Regions from separate parts of the Homo sapiens genome. Here region 2 is linked to region 1. A link is an interaction called in ENCODE POLR2A ChIA-PET data of the cell type or tissue named here. Cell type or tissue: Panc1. All regions are shown on one strand. Each heading gives the region's core, and the rest is flanking DNA. Links, peaks and the distances in the headings are about the cores only. Region 1 overlaps CCDC186 (coiled-coil domain containing 186). Region 2 has its middle 29 kb from the start of MIR4483.

The links. Peaks named below come from ENCODE experiments on the same cell type or tissue, not always from the same donor. Only the 100,000 strongest peaks of a DNase experiment are listed, where the experiment ranks them.
Region 2: POLR2A ChIA-PET joins it to region 1 with 6 read pairs; 3 of 35 experiments call an interaction of 5 or more read pairs at or near these places.

Annotation. Positions count from the first base shown.
Region 1 is chr10:114,165,230-114,169,626 of GRCh38, forward strand. The region is part of intron 1 of CCDC186 (coiled-coil domain containing 186); the gene reads right to left. Among named protein-coding and RNA genes, the nearest start is that of MIR2110, 6.8 kb to the right of the region's middle. In Panc1, for the core only: no CTCF peak of the experiment used is centred there; no DNase peak of the experiment used is centred there; H3K27ac peaks cover 1,051 bases.
Region 2 is chr10:113,804,786-113,809,182 of GRCh38, forward strand. No RefSeq gene overlaps it. Among named protein-coding and RNA genes, the nearest start is that of MIR4483, 29 kb to the left of the region's middle. In Panc1, for the core only: no CTCF peak of the experiment used is centred there; no DNase peak of the experiment used is centred there; H3K27me3 peaks cover 654 bases.

The sequences.
Region 1 (4,397 bases), core at 193-4,192:
AGCCAAAGCACACACTAGTATTAAAGGCTTGGTTTAGACAATACAAATAAACGGAGTAAATAAAAGACCTCGTAAGTACTCTGTATTCCAAAATCTAGGACAAAATAAAATAATTCTCAAACAGAGGCACTGCCACCTACATTACCTCACCCAAAGTAACTCACTTTAAGATATAACTTGTGGGCTGGGCGTGGTGGCTCACGCCTGTAATCCCAGTACTTTGGGAGGCCAAGGAGGGCAGATCACAAGGTCAGGAGTTCAAGACCAACCTGGCCAAGACGACGAAACCCTGTCTCTACTAAAAATACAAAATTAGCTGGGCGTGGTGGCAGCCGCCTGAAATCCCAGCTACTCGGGGAGCTGAGGCAGAGAACTGCTTGAACCCGGAAGGCAGAGGTTGCAGTGAGCCAAGATTGCGCCACTGCACTCCAGCCTGGGCGACGGAGCGAGACTCTGTCTCAAAAAAAAATTAGCCGGGCATTATGGTGGGTGCCTGTAATCCCAGCTACTCGGGAGGCTGAGACAGGAGAATCGCTTGAACCCAGGAGGCGGAGGTTGTAGTGGGCCAAGATCGTGCCATTGCACTCCAGCCTGGGCAACAGAGCGAGACACTTTGTCTCAAAAAAAAAAAAAGTAAGGAGAGGGAGCACATCTTTGAGTCAAATTATACCTCTTCATGCCAAGCAGCTGGGAACAGCTTCAACTTTTCTTCAGAGAAAACAATGAGTTTGTGACTTCATTTTTTTTTTAATGGCTAGAACCTGTCTTAATTTCTGGAATAAGTTTTTTGTAGTAACCAAAAGTGGCGGCAAAGTTACATCGGACCAAGGGATTCTTAAAGGACTGCACTGCAGAGGAAAGTACAGAGGTTAGGAGTGTTTTACACTGTATGACTGGAGACCCAGTAAGGAAAAAATAAAACCATTTCACGTTTATACCCAGATTTAAGATTCCTCAGTAAACCAGTTGTACTACTTTTCCATTCTTATCTCTCAACACATTCCTGAAATCCTGGCACTCCATCATACTTTACTAGCCCAACCAGTCTAACTCAAAGATTCCCCCAACTTGCGTATTAACATTTCAATGGCTTTGTTCTCAACTAGAATGTTCTTCCCTTAGGTCTATCTGAAGTCTATGTTTAAAGGACCAATTCTAATGTCACATCTTCCTCCAAATTTTCTCTCATCACAAGTACAAAAATAGTCTCTCAGGGTAAATTTAAAAACACTGCATTTACACTCATCAAGCACATAGAGCCTTTCTTGTGACCTTTTTGAAGAGGCAGCATTTAGCCTTTTAAATGATCTTTGTACTTGCACGAAGATGGAACCTCCCTCTGAACTGAATCAAACTCTTAAGTCTCATGCAATATGACAGTAATAATAAATCTAACAAACATATTCTCTACTACATTTACACGCATTTTTGCAAATGCTCTTCAGTGGCTATACAAATGAAGGTGGGGTCAACTGGGTTTACACAGTGATCTAGGGAGCAAACAGCATTCAGTGGATGGAAAACAGGTTGTAAGATGACAATGTGGAAGACAGTATAGAACAACAAAAACGTGTCATCCTGCTGGATATTCATCTAGATTTAAAAAGCTGTTTATTTGGTTACCTAAGCTTAGAATGTTTTACATATCCTCCTCCTGTAAATTAAGGAAGACTCAGATTAACCTCAAAAGGCAAGTACTTTCTGTAACTTCTGTCAGCAATATGCTCATGACTTTAAGAAAAATCATGTAAATTGGCATGTGATAACTACTTAGCTTGCAAGCTGGTTTTTTTTTTTTTTTTTTTTTTTAAAGATGGAGTCTCGCTCTGTTGCCAAGCTGGAGTGCAATGGCGCGATCTCGGCTCACTGCAACCTCTGACTCCCTGGTTCAAGCTATTCTCCTGCCTCAGCCTCCCAAGTAGCTGGGATTACAGGCACGAGCCACCATGCCCAGCTAATTTTTGTATTTTCAGTGTAGACGGGGTTTCACCATGTTGGCCAGGATGGTCTCAATCTCTGGACCTCGTGATCCACCCGCCTCGGCCTCCCAAAGTGCTTGCACACCTTCTGATGATGTTCAAATGAATACTGTTTGGCAGCCAAAGGAAAAGGAGGGGATTAACAATGGTCTATGTGTATATACGTAACAAAGCCATCACCATAAATAGCTGCACAAGAGTGGTAGCAGATGGGGAGAAAAAGCAATGAACTTGATTATGTCCACAATTAACCAGAAGAAAAACAGTAAGCTGAGTCCTCATGTAGGCCTCCAGTTGACAATACTGATACAAGCCAATTTGGTTGCTGTCCAAGCTTTTTTGGGGGAGAGAGGTATGGGGTAAAAGGGGAGCCGTCATCGAGGCTACTAAGGATAGAATGGCAAGTAGTAGACTAAAGGGGAAGGATGTAAAACAAGACATTAGTTGGCAAGATTATTTTAATTTAAGAAGTGCTGATACACTGGGGGTGCAGCATGTAATCCCAACACTTTGGAAGGCTGATGTGGAAGGATTTATTGCGCCCAGGAGTTTGAGACCAGCCTGGGCAACATAACAAGACCTAATCTCCGTAAAAAAAAAAAAAAAAAAAAAAAAAAAATTGTTAAAGTTAGCTGGGCATGGTGGCATGCACCTGTAGTCCCAGCTACTCAGAAAGCTGAGATGGGAGGATCACTTGAGTCCAGGAGTTCAAAGCTGCAATGAGCTATGATGGCACCACTGTACTCCAGCCTGAGCAAGAGTGAGACTCGTTCTCTAAGAAAAAGAAATGCTTGTACAAAGCAAATTTACACTCATATATATATATAGTAATTACAATTATAGATTATAATACCTTTTAGCAACTCTTACTCATTAGGAGAAATACTATAATACAGTACAGTCACAAAATTCCTTTTAACTCAAATACTTTTTCTCCCTTAGAGTTGTTTCTGTTTCTGACACAGTACTACAGGACCAATTCACACTTCGAAATCATTTCAGTGGGTGAGAACTGGTTTCGCTCTTACTGGAGCTCATCAGCTGTAGGCAACTGGTCAAGAAACAATTTTTTACTTGCCTTAAAGTCAACCATTACCCACTCTGGAACTTATTTTTTAATGAAAGAACTCACATTTCTACAAAATTATTTCCATACAAGAGCCACGTAAATGAAAACACTGTCTTCTGGTTCCATTTCCTGTTTTTCTAATTAGCAGTATAAACAACAAAAAATTTAGGTTTGATAAACTGCAAATATTGCCCCTATATATAACATCACTATTGTAAAATCTAAGATTGGTTCAAGGTATTTTTCAGACCCTGCATTTTGATGGACCAGCTGATGCCTGCCACCTGGACCACTAAACTGGCTCGACTGGTCTTGTGACTTGGCACAAGAAGACAGCCTCAACCCCTTATGAGTCATCCCCGACCCAACCAATCAGCATTCCCCATTCCCTAGCCCCCTGCCCACCAAATTATCCTTAAAAAACCCTAGTCTCCTAATTTTCAGGGAGATTGGTTTGAGTAATTAACTTCTTACTACTACTTGGCTGCCTCTGCATTTCTTAAAACTTTCTCTATTGCAATACTGCTGTCTCAGTAAACTGCCTCTATCTGTGCAGCAGGCAAGAACCTGTCAGGCGATTACAAACTCACAGATATTCAGTAACAGGTTATCAAACAAACTAGTCTCATGCAAAGGTACTAAGAGATACATTTCCAAACTAGATGTTCATTTTTACCAAATACATATTGAGCATCTATTAATATGTATTCTAGGTGTTGGGAACATGGCAGTGAATAAAACAGAAATCCTCATTTTATTCTTCGTGTTTTACTGCCAATAAACACTACAGTATTATGAATTCTACAGTATTTAATGTTACAGTATTTTAACTTTAAGGTTTGCCAGGGCTCCATCAGAAGCTAAGTAAGAAATGCAGAAGTGTTTTAAGTATATTAAGAGAAATTTGGCTTCATTCACAGACTATAAATTTTTAAATTATAAACTGTAGTACCATTCTTTTTTTTTTTTTTTTTTTTTTTTCTTAAAAATGGAGTCTCACTCTGTCACCCAGGCTGGAATGCAGTGGTGCCATCTTAGCTCACTGCAACCTCTGCCTCCTGGGTTCCAGCGATTCTCCCGCTCAGCCTCCCAAGTAGCTGGGATTACAGGGTTGTGCCATCACACCCAGCTAATTTTTGTATTTTTAGTAAAGATGGGGTTTCACCATGTTGGCCAGGCTCTCTGGAACTCCTGACCTCAAGCAATCCACCAGCCTCAGCCTCCCAAAGTGCTGGGATTACAGGCATGAGCCCCTGCGCCCAGCCCATACCATTCTTAAATAATACCAGTTGTACACTTCTCAAGTAATATCCATTAAGCAAACTGAACTTGAGACCACTCCTGTTCTT
Region 2 (4,397 bases), core at 197-4,196, 360 kb before region 1:
CACTGAGATTGGGTAGAGACACAGTAGAGCACTAGTGATATTTTGAAAGTGTAATTTGAAAGAAGTGAATTTAGGATAAACAAATTTCTGAATTTCTAAAAAAAAAAAAAAAAATCGAGAAACTCCTCATTCCATGGGGAGGTGCAGGTTGAAAACAGATGAGTTTAAGAAAGTTTTAAATAAGTTTTTGAGTCAATGATATATCCAAATGGCTTATTCGAGGACATGGGGAATGTCAGAGGGACATCTCTAATCCTTTGGAAATGTATAGTGTTGAAATTGAAATCACATCCCTCAGTGTTACCATCAAAGGTCATTTTTACACTGCATGAATTTAGAGGCTAGCCTAGTTGGAAAATTTTTACTTAGCTTTCTTTAGGATCCTGAGCATCAACAATTTTGGGCAGAGAGTATATAAAAAAACAAACAAACATGTAGTTAACCACTCCGAAATTCTGTAGCTATTTTATGACAACATTTTCCGTTGTTTCCATTCATTGGAGTCATATTTTCCTCCTCATGCATTTCTTTTGATAATGTTTTACAGACATTGCTGATTGACATTTATTATCTGAATGTCTCCTTCCCAGACTGAAGTATGATCTTCGTTAGCCATAAGCAGTCAGCAAGCATCTCCTATGACTTGGGGTCCTGGGCTAGTTGCTGGCTACCTTTTCAGTTATTCCCAAAGTGTGGTCATTGCTTTAAGAATTCATTTATTTCAAAATAATACAAGGTCTACTCAATTAGTAGCAACAAAGAGTCAACCAACCCTAAAAATCAAGATAACAACAAAATAGGGACTATTACATTTTCCTCTTATTCTTTTTATTTTATTTTGAGACAGGGTCTTGCTCTGTCACCCAGGCTGGAGTGTGATGGCACAACCTAAGCTCACCGCAACCTCTGCCTCCCAGGTTCAAGCAATTCTCCCACCTCAACCTCCTGAGTAGCTGGGATTACAGGCATGTGCCACCATGCCCAGTTAATTTTTACATTTTTATAGAAACAGGTTTTCACCATGTTGGCCAGGCTGGACTTGAACTCCTGGGTTCAAGTGATCCACACATCTCGGCCTCCCAAAGTGCTGGGATTACAGGCGTGAGCCACTGCACTGGCCTTATTCTATTTTTCTTTATTGCAAATTTTGAGAAACAAGTTTGTATCTGGAATATGTGGATCAGGTTACTCCCAGTGTATTCTGTTAGCACTCTATCACCCTTAGCATAAAACTCAACTTCTTTGCTATAGTCAGCCAGGTCCTGTACAATAACATCGCTTCCAGCATCGTCACTGTCTCCAGAGCGCCCACACTCCACCCATACTGGTTTCCGTTTGTACCTCAAATGCTTCAAGCTTTTTTCCCCCACAGCAAGCTGTTTGTACATGCTGTTCCCTCTTCCTTTCCAGCTTTTTCTTCCTCTGCCTTTGCCAGCTAGATCTTTCTCATTTATTGCCTCTTTAGAAAAACCAAAATGCAAAACAAAAATACATGTATGGGGCCAAGAGGTGAGCACTATTTCCCAAAACTTATTAGGATTGAGTAATAATGGAAAACAGTTTAGCAACATAAACCTTTATAAATAAAAAGCAGAGAGCTGTCTTAAGTTTTTAATCATTCATCTCAATTATTTATTTAAAACAGCTTATTTTTGATAAACTGCAGTTTGGTTTAAGTTTAAATAAATACGAGTCTTCTACTCCCACCCATGAAAAATGAAGTCTAACAGGTGATTAAGGAGTATAAAATAGGCTGGGTGCTGTAGCTCATGCCTGTCATCCCAGCACTTTGGGAAGCTGAAGCAGAAAGATCACTTGAGCTCAGAAGTTTGAGACAAGCCTGGGCAACATAGCAAGACCCCCATCTCTACAAAAAATACAAAAATTAGCTGAGCGTGGGGGTGCACGCCTGTGGTTCCAGCTACTCAAGAGGCTGAAGCAGGAAGACGGCTTGAGCCCATGAACTGGGGGCTGCAGTGAGCCATCATCGCACCACTGAACTTTAGCCTGGGCAACAGAGCAAGACCCTCAACCCATACCAAAAAAAAAAAAGGAATATAAAATAGAAAACACAGGAGCTTTTTTGTTTGTTTCTTTTTTGCCTTGGGTTATTCTCAGATGCCAGGTTTTCAGGTGTGTTTGGTGATATTTTATCTTTCACCACATTGTTAGCTGGATGGTCCTCTCCCCTGATGCTTCCTTCCCTCCCCTCCCCTGTGTGGGTCATTTATGATCATCTTCTAGGAGCTCCTGCATATTAAGCCACAGGAGAGAAAACCCAGCAGCATGGGTTCCATGACGAGGCTATGCCAGCCACCTGGCTGGGCACTAAATCTCAATGTCTTTCCACCTCATAATACTATTAATACTATTAAAAGTTGGCTGTGGCCGGACACAGTGGCTCAGGCCTGTAATCCCAGCACTTTGGGAGGCAGAAGAGGGCAGATCACTTAAAGTCAGGAGTTCAAGACCAGCCTGGCCAACATGGTGAAACCCCATTTCTACTAAAAACACAAAAATTAGCTGGGCATGGTGGCGCGTGCCTGTAGTCCCAGCTACTCAGGAGGCTGAGGCACAAGAATCGCTTGACCTGGGAGGATGAGGTTGCAGTAAGCCGAGATCATGCCACTGCACTCCGATCTAGGTGGCAGAGCGAGACTTCATCTTAAAAATAAATAAATAGGCCAGGTGCGGTGGCTCACGCCTATAATGCCAGCACTTTGGGAGGCCAAGGCGGGTGGATCACAAGGTCAAGAGATTGAGACCATCCTGGTCAACATGGTGAAACCCCGTTTCTACTAAAAATACAAAAATTAGCTGGGTATGGTGGTGTGCACCTGTAGTTCCAGCTACTCGGGAGGCTGACGCAGGAGAATCACTTGAACCCAGGAGGCAGAGGTTACAGTGAGCTGAGATCGCGCCACTGCACTCCAGTTTTAATTCCTTATTAAAACTTTGTTTCAGGTATATCATCTTATTTATACATGTTTATATTCTTAAGCTCCCAGCAGATGAGGCTCCCAAATCTTATTCTTTAGAGACCTGTTATGCTGGTATCTTTTATGCTGTCTGTGGCGTAGCAATGCAGAAGCTTTTTCCTCTTTCGGTATTTGCACATACATATTTCTTTAATATTTCAGGAGGCTTAGAGCTAAGCAACACCCACATTTCTTGCCTGATGATTCAGGTGCTAAAAAAAAAACTGCTAAATTTTCTGTGTTTTTTTCTTTTTCTTTTCTTTTTCTTTTTTTTTTTTTAAGTCTTGCCGAATTAAGCAGAACTAAATTTTATCTTTTACAGGGAGAAAAACAGAGTTCTGGGACCTACGGATTAAAGCAGATTCTCGAATTTTTTGTTGGCATCAAGAAACATCTGAAGGCCTTGTCTCTTTCAAACAAAAGCAAAAAAGCCCTGCAGATTACAAATTCCCAGGTCCCACTCCTAGAGATGCTGATTTCGGCTCAGGAATTTGTCTATTTTTTTTAAAGCTAGGGCCCTAGGTAATTCTGAGAAAGACTCACAGACTATGCTCTGAGAAACCTTAGAATGAAGATGAGTGGTTTCAGGTATTCTCACCTAATTGTCCAGCTGCCATCAAGGGTAATTTCGGTCTGAGCTCAGAAAGAAACCCACACAAGTCCTTCTGTGAGTGAACTGAATATTCTACAATAAGTGGTTTTAGATGCCTTGGGAAGAGAGAAAGGCAAATGTTTTGTTTCAAAAAAGTAGCCTTATTTCACACTCTACCGTCTTGTTCTTCTTGTCCTCTTCTTCTTCCTTTTCTTTTGCCTTCTCTTCCTCATCTCCCTTATCCCCCTCTTCTTCCTCTTCTTCCCTTTCTTCTTCCTTTCTTCCTCCTTCTTCTTTTTTGGTTCATTTGGGCAAATGTTATTTTCTCCTCTCCTTATCCAATCTCCTTTTTCAGAGGCTGAAGTGAAGTCTGCCACAAAACTCTTAAGAAGATGAGGTAGGTACGTCTCTACTGCTAGCAGAACTTAAAGGTAGGACTCAGAACTTAAGAGACCACTCTCTGCAGAGTCCTGGAATTGGCTGGGAATAAATCACCTTTCTTATTTTTCAAGACGAATCTGATAGGCATGACGTAAAATAGTGGAGAAATTCAGGAATGCACCATTGCTTGGATCCTAGCAAAGGAGCATTGCTCTCTATCCCACTCCATACACCATAACAGGAACAGGCAAACAGGTGGCAGTCCGTGGAGTGCCACTACATTCAAACAAGTTCAAAGCCATCACACACAGGAGCTAAGGAAGAGGCTGCCACAAGATTCTCAGGCAGCCCCAGTAGTATCCTCTAGGAACTGATTATCAGGATTAGCACCCAGAGTATAACTCATAGCCTAGGAAGGGAGCAGTGCTTTTGAAGGAGCCATTGGG